2 separate regions of the Mus musculus genome follow, and region 1 is linked to region 2. A link is a loop called in an ENCODE intact Hi-C map of the cell type or tissue named here. Cell type or tissue: left cerebral cortex. All regions are shown on one strand.

Region 1 (8,000 bases), 530 kb after region 2:
CTCAGCAAGAGCTCTTAAACACTGGGCTTTCTCTCCAGCTCGAGCTCCTGTTTTTTCCTTAGGAAGAAACACTTCTTTACTCATGCCTTAATATTTGAAATTATTGACAATTGAGAATTATCTGTAACATATTGTGATCTCAAGAGTTTTATAGAACAGAAAATTGATAATACCATGGGATATGTTTTTGGCAGTGACTGCCACCTGGGCTTACAGAAGAACAAAGTAGTATCCCATAGAATTGCCCAATCTGGCCTTGAATTAACCTATGGCAATGCTCTCCTCAAACATTTCCCTGGCCTTCCAAGTGCTAGGATTATAGGAATAAGTAAAGGTTTATATTAACATGTAAGAATTTATCAACTTACTTTCAGGTGTCACTGTAACGTCTTATGTGGTATTAAAAAATATTCAGTCTTGGTGAAAGTAATTCTTTAATATGGAATATTCTGAGACAGCAGTATTTTCCTCAACTTTTTTTAAGCCATAAAGAAAAGATTGCTAAGAATTTTATGCCCCACTCCTAGAGGGATAATGTATTATGATACATACCAGGACACATTTTACAAAACAGCAACTGTTAAATAAATCTGCCTTTAGGAAGAGGGGAAGAAGTCTACGGCCAATTATGGTCAGTCTAGATATTGACTTCTCTGAGAGTCACTACTGACAACATAACAGTAAGTATCATGCAATAAATAAACCAGTTAATTTAATTAAACTTTTCCTAACATTTTGTCCTGGAATTTTTCCATTAATGATTGCAAATATAAGAACTAGATTTAGTCGGGCAGTGGTGGTACACGCCTTTAATCCCAGCATTTCGGAGGCAGAGGCAGGCAGATTTCTGAGTTCGAGGCCAGCCTGGTTTACAGAGTGAGTTCCAGGAAAGCCAGGGCTAACAGAGAAACCCTGTCACCACAAAACAAAACAAAACAAAACAAAACAAAACAAAACAAAACAAAACAAAACAAACAAACAAACAAAAAACTAGATTTACCCACTCTGAAGGCAATGAGACTGCTAAGCACAATTCTAAAAAATTCAGGAAAATGAATATCAGCAAATAGATAAAATGGTAAGGAGCATAAATCAGTTAAATAATGTTCAACTAAATCTTGGAAATATACATACATTTTAATAATAAAAAAGCTAAACTTTTGTAAAATCTAAAAGTAGAAAAAAAAAAAAAAACTACTGATCTTCCAGGAATGGTTTATACATAAGATTTAAATTCAGTGTAGCATCTAGGAAAACATGGCATTTATTACTTCAAAACATGATATTCTCAAGGTTCCAGATTCTTGACCAATTAATAATGTTAAGTATCTAAATGATGGAAACTAGTGTTGTACAAATGGAAGTGCTAAGAAGTATAGCAACCTGCCACATTATGTGATCTCAGACCTAAAGCCAGGCTAAGGGCAGCATGCAGCACTAGACAAGAGTTGCCCATTAGGAGACTTCAGGTCTGCTATGAAAAGCAAAATTACAGCCTAGGGTCTTGAACATGTAGCCTTGAACCTCTCACATACATGGCTGATGTGTGGTCCCTCATTTTAGATGATTATGTAGATGTAATGTGATAGTCAAGACCATTTGAATTTGTTTGTTTTCATCGGCAGTCTCCCTTTTTATCTTTTGATCAATATGAAGTACAATTTCTGAGTTCTTCTGTTCTTATTATTCTGCTGCCCAAATTGACCATTTCTCTCAGTAGCTAATTATTTGGACAAAAGCTGCTGCTTGGTATAGATTTGTTTAGGAACTTGATAATATCACATTTAAATGCTATATTAAATAAGCTTTTCTGTATGATCTTGTTATGTGAACTATTTCTGACTTTTGATTATAAAATTTGCTAATTATTATCTTTTCAAAGCCTTGTAGTTGTGACAAAACTCTTATCTACATTGAGTAAAATGAACTGTTCCACTCATTTACCCTTTGATTGATAAAATTATAATTAATATGAATATCATTGTTACCTAAAAGTAGTAAATTACTTGAAAATTTTCAGGAATTATAAGTCAATTTTACCACATAAGAGGTCAGCAGAGGTCAAAGAAGAATATAAATAATAAGATTAAGGAGAACTAGTAAGTAATTTAATGAATAATATATATTAGCTTGTTAAATTCACTATAATTCAAAGAGTGAATGTTTTCACAACGTCAGTGTGTACATACACAGGAAAGTACTTCTCCAATAATATAAGATAGGAAACATTGGATGCAAACATAAAGAAGCAGAGAAACCCAAATAAAGAAGAATGCCAAACACACATATAACATCCTTTGTAACTGTTTTTAAAATAATGGTTTCATTTTAGACACATTAAACGGAGGAAAAGGTTTGGAAAAGGAAACAGCAGAATGATTGCTGCATGTATATCACCAAGGCAGACCAGTCCTAACAGAGATCTTGCTGTAGTAATTCACATAAAGCAGTGATAAAGGTTCAAAAGTAAAAACAAAAAAGCCTAGTAAACATTTTGTTAAGTAATTAATTTACTTCCACAATGGAAAGAAAATTTATTAAAATCCAGGTTCATGGCAGCCTGTATCAGTACAAGAAGAATTTTGATGGTAAATTTTCCTTCTTCAATAGAAAATCAATTGGAAACTCAGCTGAAGTACCATAAATTATGCAACAATTCCTTCCAAATATAATTGTTAATGTTCCATGAGATTTGCATGTGGAACATTTTTGTATGTTAAAGGCAGAAAACAGGGTGATTCTTTTGTGTGAGAGCTTTTGTAATTTAGGAGACAAATCTGCTAGAACATGTTGAAGCAGTTGAGCTGTTTATGAAACAGATAGTCAAACTAGTTATAAAAAATATTTTGAGAAATTAAAGAACTGATAGTAGAGAAATGAACAGCCACAGATAGCCTTCCTGGACTGATTTCATAAGCATTGTTCCTGTTTCATTGCCTGGAATAAGTAAAGCCTTTTAACATGAAAGGGGAAAATAAGAAAAACACTCTTGTTGAAAGATATAAAGTGTTTCTATTGCCTTCTTGAAATACCAATAGTGAGTAATGTGCTTCCATGTGTATATGTGCACTCATGCACAGAAAATGACTGTGTGTGCATTTCATGTGATCATACACTATAAACATTCAACAGAAGTTGTTGATGTCAATGCCCATGAATTTTCATTAACCAGAACTAAAAAAAAAAATATTAATTTCAAGAAATAACAATACAATATTCATAATCACTAAACTTAACATAAAGAAACACTGATAAAAATCATACTGATTATAATTGGATATTTTTACAATTTTAAATCACATAAACACAGAAATAATACAATGTTTAAAATACTTCATTTAATAATTATTTCTCTTTGTACATATTAAACATATTAAAGTTTTTTAATGTGTTGATTTTTGTAATCTGATCCTTTAAAATCACTTTAATATTGTCTTTATTACTTTTAGAGATTAAGTGATGTATTTGATATATAATAAAAGCAGTTTATTTTTCTATATTAAAAAACACAAGAGTGTCTGATATGTAAATATACATAGTCTAATATATAAATATGCTGCATAGGCTACTTTGCACCCACTTTCTACTCAAAATACTTACTTGCAAATCTGTATGTAATTAATTGTAATTTTTAACCAACAGTCAATATAATTCACATGTTAGAGAGTGGCAAAACAAATACTAAAATATTTGCATAAAAACAGCATGTTTGTTGTGTTAATTAAAATAACTAGAATTATTGTCTACTTAGTAAATATATGGACGTTTATAAAATACTAAATTTAAAGCAGGATATTCTTACATTCTATAGCTTGTTCCAACATCAGTGAAACAATTTCAGACATTTGCTTTATTACTGTTGAGGAAATATCTCAGTATGGTATAACTTTTAGGTATCTCTAAGTATATAGTGTGTATTTATGAGTAAACCACACAAATTTAATTATATTCCATAATTGAACATATGCATATAATCATGCACTATCAATTGCATACCTTACTTTTCAATATTGTACATACAAATATTACTGATTAGGCCTGCCTTTAGTAGATATAATTATTTTTATATTTAAAATATATTAAATGAAGTAAGGATGCTGTGGACATATTTGACCAATTGAATTCTAGCACAAACATAAATATCCGACTAATAATTCCTAAAGAGTCTTAAAATACTTTTATCAAATATATATATAAATATATAATATACATTATATAAAAATATATAAAATAGTCTTAAAGTCATTTAGAACAGTTCTGATTCAGAAATGTTATATAAACATAATTTCATAAATATTTTAGTAAATATTTCAAGGAATATAAGTTATAACTTAGTATATGGTAATACTATCTCCACTGAATGAAAGAAAAACTGACTCATAAAATAATGAAAATTTCTACAACATTAAACAAAAAATTAAGACAATTCTATTAGCATATTAATTAAGTGGTTTATTCTTAGTGTATCTGCTACAGTTTCAGAATATCCTAGTATAGTAGCTGTTTAATCAAAGTTTAAACTAAGTATCAATTAACATATGGGTCATATTATAAATTATATATATTATCATTTAGATTATGTATTTTAAACATTTGAATGTTTAAATATTTTAATTTAAATAAATGTTATTTAGTATTGAGACTTTTTCTCCTGAGTCTATTCCAGTAGAAACCGTCTCTTATTCTCATGAATCTGATGTTAATCAGTTTCAATAATTGTCTCATTTAACCTACTTACAAAGCATTCTTTGTTCAACATATATGCCACATTAGGAGAGTGAAGAACAGTTGAGAGAACCTTGCTTCAAACAATATTTTTAGAGAAGGTGACAGAAAGGGAGAGAAAAAGAGAGACAGAAACAGACAGAGACAGAAATGGAAACAGAGACAGAGCTGCAGCACCGAAGATAAGCCTTTGTGATTCATTCTCTCAGGACAAGTGTTGAATTACACATTTTCTCTAGGCATTCCGTTGAATTTTATAGGCACTTGGAGGCACTCTGGACCAGAAAATGCCAAGCAGAGGTAACCTTCTGCTAGGTGATCAGAAAAAGAGCAGAATATTTTTATTTTATTTTATTTTTTTAGAACAGAAAAAAATACAAGACCCCATTTAAACAGCATTTTCATCTGCCAGCAATTAGCATTCCTGAGTGGGACAAGGATTCCCAGTCAGTCCTACATGCCTGTGAGCTCTCCTCATTCACACTAACTGCTTTCCTTCATGCTCAGGGATTATGTTATCAACAGTGATTACCAACAGTGGGAAAGCTGTGCCTGAAAGAACAGAATAATGGCTCAGACTCTTTTCTGTCTGTGCACAGTGGAAAGCTGTGCTTTCATTCATAGCCAAGATTCTGCTAATGGGTGGGTATTATTGTTCACACTCTGCAGTCTCATGAAGAGATTTGCTTCTTAGTTCTTCTGAACCATGGCAGCTAATTTCAGGAATTTTTATTTTTCTTGTGATATTAGAAAATATTCTGTGGCTCTCTAGTTATGTAATGCATTTTACAGTGAGTCAAGTAATAAACACTTGCCTAAAGATAATGTTTTTCTCTTCTATAATGAGAATACATGTTATGGGAAAAATTCTGACAGATTTCACTAGTTATTCAAGGAAGAAAATTTAATTGTTAAGCACCCCTTCTACCTTTATTTTACTTCTGCATATTTGTAGTCCTGGCATTTTAGTTATTGTTTAGAGAAGAAATTAACTAGATACAATAAAAAATATACAATGCACAACATATTTATTATCTCTGAATTTCAGCCAATAAGTTTTTCTCCATCAATATCTGAATAAAATATCAAATAGATAGGTAGGCATGTAAATGGGGTTTAAGACAAATACTGCTAATCAAAATTCTGAATATCAACTACCAATTAATATCAATTTTTCACTTGCTTAGAAAACTAAAAATGAGAACAGAAAATTTTATTACTTGATAAAATCCATATTCTCATATTATAATTTAGAAGCCCCATATTCCCATATTATAATTTAGAATCTTCATGTATTCTTTAGTGAGAAACATTGTAATTATTCATTAGGAATGCAGCTCCAATCTGAGCCTTCCATATGGAGCTGTGCAACATTTTCCAAGTAAGATGAAGAAAGTATTATAAGATTTTATTTCAGTATATACAGATGAATGAAATGCTATTATTTATTAAGTATTTACTCATTTCTAGAATTACTCCAAGGTTCTGAGAGATAAAAAATTATAACGGCATACATACTTCATTTCTTTAAAGGGTTTATTATCTCAATATGTATATTAGTCATTAACAGGGAGAATGATATTAAACATACCATAATGATGAGAGCATTTCAAATAGTGAAGGCTAAAATAAGTATGACATTTATTTTCAGACAAAAGTCTAATCATTTAATAGATATCATTTGTAAATTATAAAATGGATGTTAATTTGTTGCCTGTAATATAGAGACATTTTAGTTGAGAGGAAGAAAAATCAGCAAAAGTATGGAGTGTTAATATGAATGCCAAATAATAGGTAAACATAAAAATAATTTCTGTGTTATTTATTGGCTTGTTTGGAGAATTTATAGAACTAATACTTACAACCATGACAGGTTCTACAGGTACAGTTTTGTACCTCCATACAAAACGATGTATGTAAGAGACTCAGAAGGAATTTGGGAAAGAGGTATTCAAGGTCCAAAATAATATTATAAGAATAAATGGATTATTAAATAGATATGAAAATAAGCTATGAATTACTCTGTAAAAAACAAATGTAAGAATGTTTGATGATTAACCAGATACAAGATGATAACAAAAGAAGACAAGTGACTGATAATTTTCACTTTAATTCTTGGACAATGTTTTGAATAATTGGAGAAAAGTTTTCATACATAGAGAAGAACAGCTTATTTTAGGGATAATGATATATAATAATATGGAAAGTGTGGGTGTGACACCTCGAAGATCATTAAAGTCGATATATCTCACAATAAAGCTGAAATTTAAAATAATTATATTACAGGTTATTTTTAGCATTATATTCTAGTTAAATCAGGGCAATAAACATATACATTGAAAAAGACTAGAAAGGTCAGCTATGCAATGCTAGGAATTATGATTCATGAAGACTTGAAAGTTCCTACAGTGTGGCAGCTGAGTTCTGAGTGTTAGGTAAGTTACCTTATTTTATCAGGAATATTTTACAAAAGCATAAATTAGCTCTTTCAAGTGGGATCATGAGCATATAAATGTATACATGCTTTGAAGTCCACTTTATCTAAAAAAAATTTTATTGACCTGTTTTTACTTTATGGACAATGATCTACTTTATAAATTGGTGTGTTATTATGTATCATAGATTACATAATGTTTCTTATTCTTTTATCCTTGTCATTCTTTCTTTATTTAACTTCATCAACTTCGACCTCATCATTATTGTTTTACATTATGAAGCCTTCTGCATTTTAGTATAGAAGACACAGTACAGTCTTAACCAATATCCTGCTCATTAATAATTTCGAAAGCACCTGCTGTCAATTGTAGCTGGGAAATGATTTTTCTCAGATACATTTTTTTTCAGTGCTAACCATTGAACTGAAGGCCTTCCCCAAGCTGTGCAAGTACCCTACTAGTACTGAGCTATAACCTAGCAAGGAAAATAGTTCTTAAGTTGCCTTGGATATGGACAAGTTAAAAATTCTACATATGCTCCCGCATCTCATAGTCAACTGCATAAACAATGAATATAAGTTAAAGTGATGGTACAGTTGAAAATATTTGAAATATATTTCATATAATAATAACATTAGATATATAATATCAACTGATCTTAGATAAAAGCATCCTTATTTCTGAAAATCTAAATTATTTAAGAACAAACATATTAAGGGGAAAATGTTTGAATGGGTGGGAGGGAAGACAAGAGTGAAGGAGTGCAAGGAAAGGAAGGAGGGAAGCTGTGATCAGAATGAAAAGTCAGTAAATAAGTTAGTGAATAAAAAAAAGAACATA
Region 2 (8,000 bases):
GCGAAGAGACGCAGGAAAGCTGTGTATCTTTGTGCCATAACAACTCCTCATCCCTCTTTCGTCCACCAGTCCCACTATCTCCCTGATTCATAACTCTGGGGTGAGAAAGTTGAGATTATTTTAATACTGAGGACAGTATTAAAAGCTTCAGGAAGAAAAAAAAAAAAAAACTCTCAGGGCATCCCACAGGGGTAAGGACTAACTGCATCACTGAGGTGGATCATAAAGATTCAGAACTTTTAACCAACCACATTTCCTCATATTTTTATCTTCTGGAGTATTGGAAGGGTGTGTGTGTGTGTGTGTGTGTGTGTGTGTGTGTGTGTAGCAGTAGTAGCAGAGAGAGAGAGAGAGAGAGAGAGAGAGAGAGAGAGAGAGAGAGAGAGAGAGAATCAAACAGGACTAATGCTTCTAAGATGATTTTGGATTTGGGGGTTGGAGGATATTAGAAACTACCCTCTGGTAACGAAACGAACAGATTACCGTTTAACATTTCTTCATCTTCATACTGTAAGTATCTCTCATCAAAATTACCTTATGGATTAATTTTTTTCATCTCACAAGAATATGACTAATTCATTTAAATAAGTCTGCAGTTTACTTGCTGGAAGATGTGCAATTGCGTTTTAATTTGGTCTTGTTTTACTTCCTTACTTTATAACTTTGCAGAATAGACTCCTGCAATAATCAAGTAAGCTTATGAACTCTCAATGTCCTTAGAAACTTAGGCGTTAAAGAATTGAAATGCACAGGGGAAGAAAAGACAGAAAATGACTAAATAGTAAAACATCTATTTTTTTTTAAATTTAAATCCACTGAAGATTGCACATGCTGAATTTTTTAAAAGGAGCTTTACCGACACAAATCTCTTTGGTTCAATTTCTTAATTAAGATACATTTTTAGCATCTAAATAGTAATTAAAATTAAAAATATCATTAGCCACCAACGTAGCAGAATGTTAATACCACAGTTGGTAATGTGTTTAGAATCCCAAGGAATAACAGAAATCATGGATGCGTATGCAACAGTGTGGTTTCAACTGATCTCTGTCTTGGACTTCATTCTGTTTCCCCTTTAATGTCATGATTGAGTAGGCTGTTTTTTTAGCTAAGCTTCAACACAATAGGCCACTTGCATGGAATAACACCTTAGGTGTTACTATACAGTGAGGTTTCTTAAATGTCCCATAACAGCAGAACAACAGTGAGAGGGTCAGCAGAAGCCTCTCACTTGTGTGAGAAAATCTAAATGCACTGAATATTTTCTGTGGAAGAACCATTGAGATGGTTTTAAAATTTAGATTATTATAGAATACACATTTGCTGTCTCTAGCCAAAGTATAGGAATTGTCTTTTAAATGTTCTGCTATAAGGATTATTACACATTTGTTCATGCCCCAGCAGGTGGCAGCTAACTAGAATAAGATTCATTTTCACCCGGAGACTAGGAAACTAAAATTGCTTCTAAAGTAATAGTGCCCAAGAAGAAGAGGTCATTAGTGTCAGGTAATACAGAAGTGCAGTGAAAGATGGAGCTAATGTCTTTCGTCCTTCTCACTGTTGATGTTGTTGTAGGAACAAGCTTTGCATGGACACAATATACATTTCCCTTCTTTATTTTCATTGTAAGCTTGATAGTTCTTCGTATTAGCCTTCCCTGATACTTTAAGGCTTTATTCTAGACATAGCTTTTCTCTGTGTGAGCACACATGTGTGTTTGCCGTTTTTCATCTCTGCTTTGACCTTGGGACCCTCAGAGCTTTAGCTCTTAGCAATAAGGATTGCCATGTGGTTGAAATAACTGCAAAGCAAATGAAGGCATAGGACAAAGCATACATTTTAATGATCACTGAAAACCTAAATCAAGTTTTTTTTTTTAAATTTTCTATTAAAAAGTAAGCAAAGATAGAACTGATACAATTTTAAGATAATTAAATGTGATCAGTAAAATATAGATTAAGAACTATTAATCCTCAGAACTATGATGATAGTGCCAGTATTGAGGAGATACTTCCAATAACTTCAAAATATCCATATAGTAGTTATAGTATAGTAGCATCTTCTATAATGCTAGATCATTGTGTGTGTGTGTGTGTGTGTGTGTTTGAAAGGTAAATTTACTGAGTTGATGCTATTGATCTGAAGAGTGAAGCTTAATAGAAAGGACTATTAATTTGTTTTCCCTCTTAACAGATGGAAATCTGGAGGCGGGTGATTAAAAGTGATAACTAATAGTACATTTAAGAAATGTTTTAAGCCACTGAATATTGACAACATGCTTTAGCATCTTAAAATTTTTTCATGCTGATTTTTTTTGTAAGTGAAAATGAATCCTTTAGTCACCCTGAAGGGTCTCAAGTGAATGTCAGTGGCTTTTGTAGTAGTACTGACTGCAAAGAGATCACTGTTAGTATGTCTCAGATGTGTTAAACAACACATGACTCACATTGAAAGACACACAAAACACATTTCACAAAGCTGATCTCTTGACTGTGTGTTCTGCAACGATTCAAAGTACTTGACTCTGTAATAGAAATATGCACACTGTCACTTCAAATGGCATGCTATCCATTCATTTTATTATTTTCAATAACTGAGAATAAATTTGTCTGAAGTGCTGTCCAAGGTCCTGAAGAAAGGTTAGTCCCTGGTATCACAGGCGTTCCATTGGACAGGTGGAGTTGGTATCTGTTAAGTTAAAGCTTTTGAACTTAGTTAATGACTATAAATGAACCCAATTTAAGAGATGTGTAATGTTGGTTCTTTGGAGATAACTTAGTACTAAGGGAAATTTTATATTAGATCTTTGTAAAGTTTATTTTGCATGAATTTCATGAACCCTGGGCTTTTCTTTTACTTTCCTACTAGATAACCAACAATGATGCCACATAAGTACCTGGCAGTGCTAGTTGTAAGTAGGCTGATGAGAACTGCTATGGCAAATACTTTCATGTTAAAAAAATTCATGAAGAAGAAATTGTGGTGTGCTTACTGTGGCTCCATGAAATGCTAGCTACACTGCAAAAATTGCAGAAATTTGATTACAACAGAACATGCTCTTTTCAGATAGTAGATATCAATTATAGCAGGAAATGAAAGCAACCAAGAATATGTATTTTCCCCTGGCTGTCGTTATTATCTCTACTAGAGTGAAGAAGTAAAATGAACAAATAGAATGGGAAAAATGAGACAGCAAATACAAGACAGGATATGTTTGGCTTCAACATGTTTTATAAGTGATGTTTCAAACATGGACTGAAGGAGTCGCTAGATACCCTTGGTTTCAGCACTAGGTGTTCCTTTTAAAGTGCTCAAATAGTGGAATTGTTTGATGGGATTGCTTGCTGGACTGCAGAACTAGCTTTTCATGATACTTATTTTTGACATTGCAGTTATGCCTCCATCTTTTAGAAAAATCAATGTCTGTTAGTGCATTTGAAGGTGTATACATTTTCAATCAGCATTTTCTGATAATGTGTTAAGTAAATATATACAGTAAAAACCTTGCTATGATGAAATGAATACATTGCGGTGTCTTCTTACTATGTAGAGAAAATATAACCATAGTAATATAAGAACTTAAATAGTATTCATACCACTCTTTTAAAATTAGATAGTCTTCAATATGATGAACTTGTAAAATTTTATAAGATCTAACTTATGCTCTATTTGTTAATAATGAACAGATATTAATAGTAAAATACAAGTTCAACAGTTTGCCCTTTGCACTTCTTAATAAGGTTATACTGTCATCAGTGATGTAGTTACCCCTTTCCTCATTATCTCTTCCTACTATTGTAAATGGCAGTAGTGGACTTGGGGATAACCGTAATCCTTGGGCAGTATATTGCCTATTCAAAAAATTCATATTAAAAGAAATGTGCATTTCTATAATTTTCTATTGTATATATTGCTACTTGTGAGTCAAGAGAGGAAGTAAATTTAAAATTTTTCATCAGAAAACTAGCCAATGATGAGAATTTTTCTAGACAAAATTTTGATCTAATACTGCATTTTTAAGGAAAAAAAACTTTAAAAAGGAGAAAATGTGAGCTCAAAGCCTTGGAATATGCTACTGCAGCTAAAACACCATTGCTTAGTATAAGATTGTCTTAGGTGAGATATTCCCTCATTGCCCCCCTAAAAATCCACCAGGAGAAATTTTTCTTCACTAATCAAGAAATGTTCCACTCAAATTTTAAAGACCACATTCAGCTCTCTCTCCAATTGCATCGCACTGTGTATTTATTCTTTTCTACTCAACATTTAAAAGTGCAACTCTTCTGCAGCTTAACAGCAAGTTAGACTGACAGCACAGTCCTCTGTTTTAGAGCATTTTCTTTTGTGAACTACAACTCCTAGGCAAAGTGACTTTGACTTAGCTAGTCAATTATTAAAATTAATCTGCTGATTGTAGGAAGTCTGTTTGCATACACCAGGCACTCTGTAGGGTCTTACTAAAAATCAAAGCAATTTTCACCGAATCATGTAATAAATCTTCCCTCTTTGCTACTCAAGGCGGGCTATCAGAACGGTTGCATAATATATATTGGGAAGCTCAGTGGCAGGAAACAGCTATCTCAATTTTTCTCACTTTATCTTGGCCTAACGTCAGAAGCTGTGCAGCAGTGCAGTGGAATACGGGCCTGGTGAAACCCTTGCTAGCAAAGCTCCCTTTGTGTTGGGACTGTGGCTGGCTTTCGATACCTAGTCCTTGCAGGGCTGGACTTCCTTTTGATTTTCCTCTTCTTGTGCTCTCCCAGGCTCGCGCGGCTGGACATTGTGCTTGCTGGATTTTTCCCGGATGCTCCCAGACTAACATGGATGTCCCACCATCCCTTGCAGTGGAAGCTTGCTCCTTGGCGCAGTGAGTGAAGAACATGCAGAGACTGCTAATGGGTTTGGGAAGCGGAGACTCCTTCCTCTTTCTGTGACCATGCCGTGATTGTGTTTGCGGCCACTATTCCACGCATCCTTCTTCTCGTCCAAGCCCGGAGCCTAACGCTAGATCGGGGAAGTGGGTGCCGCGCGCGCAGGCACGGAAACATCATGAAGATTATTTCCCCAGTTTTAAGTAATCTAGTCTTCAGTCGCTCCATTAAAGTCCTGCTCTGCTTGTTGTGGATCGGATATTCGCAAGGAACCACACATGTGTTAAGATTCGGTAAGATTCCCCGCATCTCACAGTCGCCTGGTGTAGGCTCCAAGGCGCCGGATGTAAACAGGCGGTCGCTCTGCCTGGCGTGGGCTTTCCACTTCCAGACCCGCTCCCTCCCGGGTTTTAAAGACCGCCCCCTGCTTTCATTTATCCTCTCTATCTTCATTTTATTTTGGGTCCCGGGAGGGCGAAGGAGGTGCCAGTGCGTGGTACTACTAGCCGGAAGCATCACCTCACTGTAGACCGCCACGGGTATAGCAGTGATGGGGGGCCCGACCAGCCTAGGCTGCTTTGGTCTCCCTGGGAACCTCCAGCTGTCTGGGTGCCGCGGTCTGAACCAAAAGGAGCTCTAGGGCTGGCAAATCTGCAGCTTGTGCTACCGAAGAGTTAATGTCTGGTAACTCTTCCCTGAGTTGCATGTGTCCGCTTCTGCCGGGACCTGCCCAGGTCCTCACTTGGAAACCGAAGGCACCAGTCCTTTTGCTTTCTTTTGTAAGAGAAGCTTATTGGTCAGTTTAATCTATTTTCCCCCCTCCTCGATGGTCTTTCTGATATGCAGAGCTTTAAGAAATATTGTTGTATAATTTCAGGCTTTATTAGTAACGGGAAGGTGTCACTCAGCGCGCAGCGAAATAGTGCAATCATGACAGGTTTCTTGTTTGTTTTGTTTTTTAACTTGCTGAGTTCTTTCACAGCTCTCCGCCCCCCCCCCGCCCCGCCCCCGCACAGAGTCCGGACCTAATAAATAAGGAACCTAGTAACTGGAGGCAGGAGGAGGAGGGGTGTTGAGTGTGTGGGTCTAAGTGCATCTTTGTTTCACTCTGACATGGATAAAAGACCCCAGATAGTCACATATGAGAAGGATTTATAGCTTTCCCAAGAATATGGGCTTCTTTTTCTCTTGAAGGAAAATCTAAACGTGAGTTTCCAGTATATTCCCTGGTCCTGTGGTTTGCTTGAAGGAAGTGAAGTGTAGGAAATGCTTGGCTGCTCAGGAGGACCAACTGGGATATTTAGTAAGAACAGAACTCATTAGGGGAAGTTCCCTAAAGAGGGGCATTGGGAAAGAGTCAACAGGGCCGAAGCTCCCACTCTTTCCGCAGCCTCTGTCAGTTCTAAGGGAATTTAAGCCAGAGAGGGTAGGAAGCATGTAATACAGAGTATGTGTCTTCGAAATAAAATTAGACACATTAAGTCATTCTGTCTGATGTATAGCAGAGGTTGCCTGCCCCTTCTGTAACACTTGCAGTATCTCTTATTTTTTCCCAAGTGATCTTTCTTTAGTGATAAAATTCACTGTCACCCCCAACCTTTGTGGAAATAAAATAGGAATGTTCTTCCATGTATATGAAAAGGTAGCCCCTCCCTATATGTCACCTACAGCCAAAAAGACTGGTAATAACAAGAGACAATAGAATGTAGCTAGATTCTACCTGGAGTATTTTCCTGCTTTCTTCTGCCTTTAGATGGTACTTAAGCATGTTGCTCTTAGCAACAAGCATCTACAGGAATGCTTGCTTCTTTAGACAGGATTAAAGAAGTCCTTATATTCCTGGGAACTGTGTGTGAAGATATGTAAAGTATGTGTGCTACAGCAATTTGGCCACTAATATGGGAAGTGCTACACTATGGAATTAACCCTTCTCCCCAACACACACATTATTTTGAGTAATTCAAAGTACATAAGTGATCTTGTACATCTTCTTCTGTGTGTCAATAAGAATGTACATGATTGGGGGGATTGTTGTCTGAAAACTGCCACTAATACTCTCAAGATTTAATTATTACTGCTCTGGTCTTGAAGCACAATAATTGCTGAATCATTAGATTGTTACATTTGCTGATCATTTCATATCTTCATATTAAAAAGAAATCTTGGCATCTGTGGCAGTGTAGCAGCTTTCCAAAGAACACATGCACGCGCATGTGTGCACGCACGCACACACACACATACACACACACACACACACACACACTCACACACACTCACACACACTTTTTTCTAGACAAACTCTAAGAATGTTCTTAAGAAACAGGACACTAGGCAAAGATCTCCTCACCAGTCCCTTGACACCCTAGACAAACATCCTACTTAGTAGATGATCTGTTTTTGTTTGCTTGCTTGTTTTGTTTTCTACATTAGCATCAAATGTCTTCCACTTGGAGATCCATTTTCTCTAAATCTGACCTGACTTGCCAGGAATGTTTGTGAACAGTTGTAATCACTGGAACATTTGCCTGTTGAGACTATTTTCATGCCGTGGTGGGAGTTTTATTTTCTACTGGGGTAAAAATGTACTGAGTGGATTGGATGGTTCATTAAATGGCTATAAGTACCTCTTAAAAATGTTTATTTTAAACTTTCATTCTATAAAGTTCAGACATTTATGCCCTCCTGCTCTGGGAGGAAAGCGGTAGAATTGTTGTTGAGCAGCTGTCCTTGGGCTGTGGTGGACAGCTGGGTGTGGGTGAAAGCCACAGCCTTGCCTCAGGTGTCTCCCAACAGGCAGCCTAGAGTGAGGCTCAACAGTCTATCCTGGAGAAAGGCTTGGGGCTGCCAGGCTTCTGGTGCTATGGCAACCATGAAGCTGGCTTGAGGCCATTCCACCTCTTCTTCCCCTCAAATGATGATGAAAATTCACTCTCATAAACTATGTGGTATTCTCCCCGAAGCCAATAGATCTACCCTTTCTCTTCCTTTCACCTTCTGGTAAGCTAGGCTTTCCCACATCCCAGGGTGTCTCTGACCCCGGAGTTTTTTCCTTTCCCTGTCTATTAACTTCTGCCTTCTCTAGGCCATCCTCTCACTCTCTTTTCCCTGAGGCTTTTCCTCTCCCTGTGG

The links. Peaks named below come from ENCODE experiments on the same cell type or tissue, not always from the same donor. Only the 100,000 strongest peaks of a DNase experiment are listed, where the experiment ranks them.
Region 1: it touches region 2 in a loop (2.4-fold over the local background); 2 of 42 quality-filtered maps call a loop at or near these places.

What each region holds. Positions count from the first base shown.
Region 1 is chr10:49,253,683-49,261,682 of GRCm38, reverse strand. The region is part of intron 12 of Grik2 (glutamate receptor, ionotropic, kainate 2 (beta 2)); the gene reads left to right. Among named protein-coding and RNA genes, the nearest start is that of Grik2, 530 kb to the left of the region's middle. In left cerebral cortex, a CTCF peak has its summit at 4,953; DNase peaks (open chromatin) are centred at 4,957 and 5,182; H3K27ac peaks cover 674 bases.
Region 2 is chr10:49,780,309-49,788,308 of GRCm38, reverse strand. It overlaps Grik2 (glutamate receptor, ionotropic, kainate 2 (beta 2)), which reads left to right. Exons shown (of 17, transcript NM_001111268.3): 2 at 4,764-5,164. The coding sequence starts at 5,050. Among named protein-coding and RNA genes, the nearest start is that of Grik2, 4.4 kb to the left of the region's middle. In left cerebral cortex, CTCF peaks have their summits at 1,396 (motif pointing right) and 3,250; DNase peaks (open chromatin) are centred at 5,388, 6,176, 6,813, 7,721 and 6 more places; H3K4me3 peaks cover 7,489 bases; H3K27ac peaks cover 5,334 bases.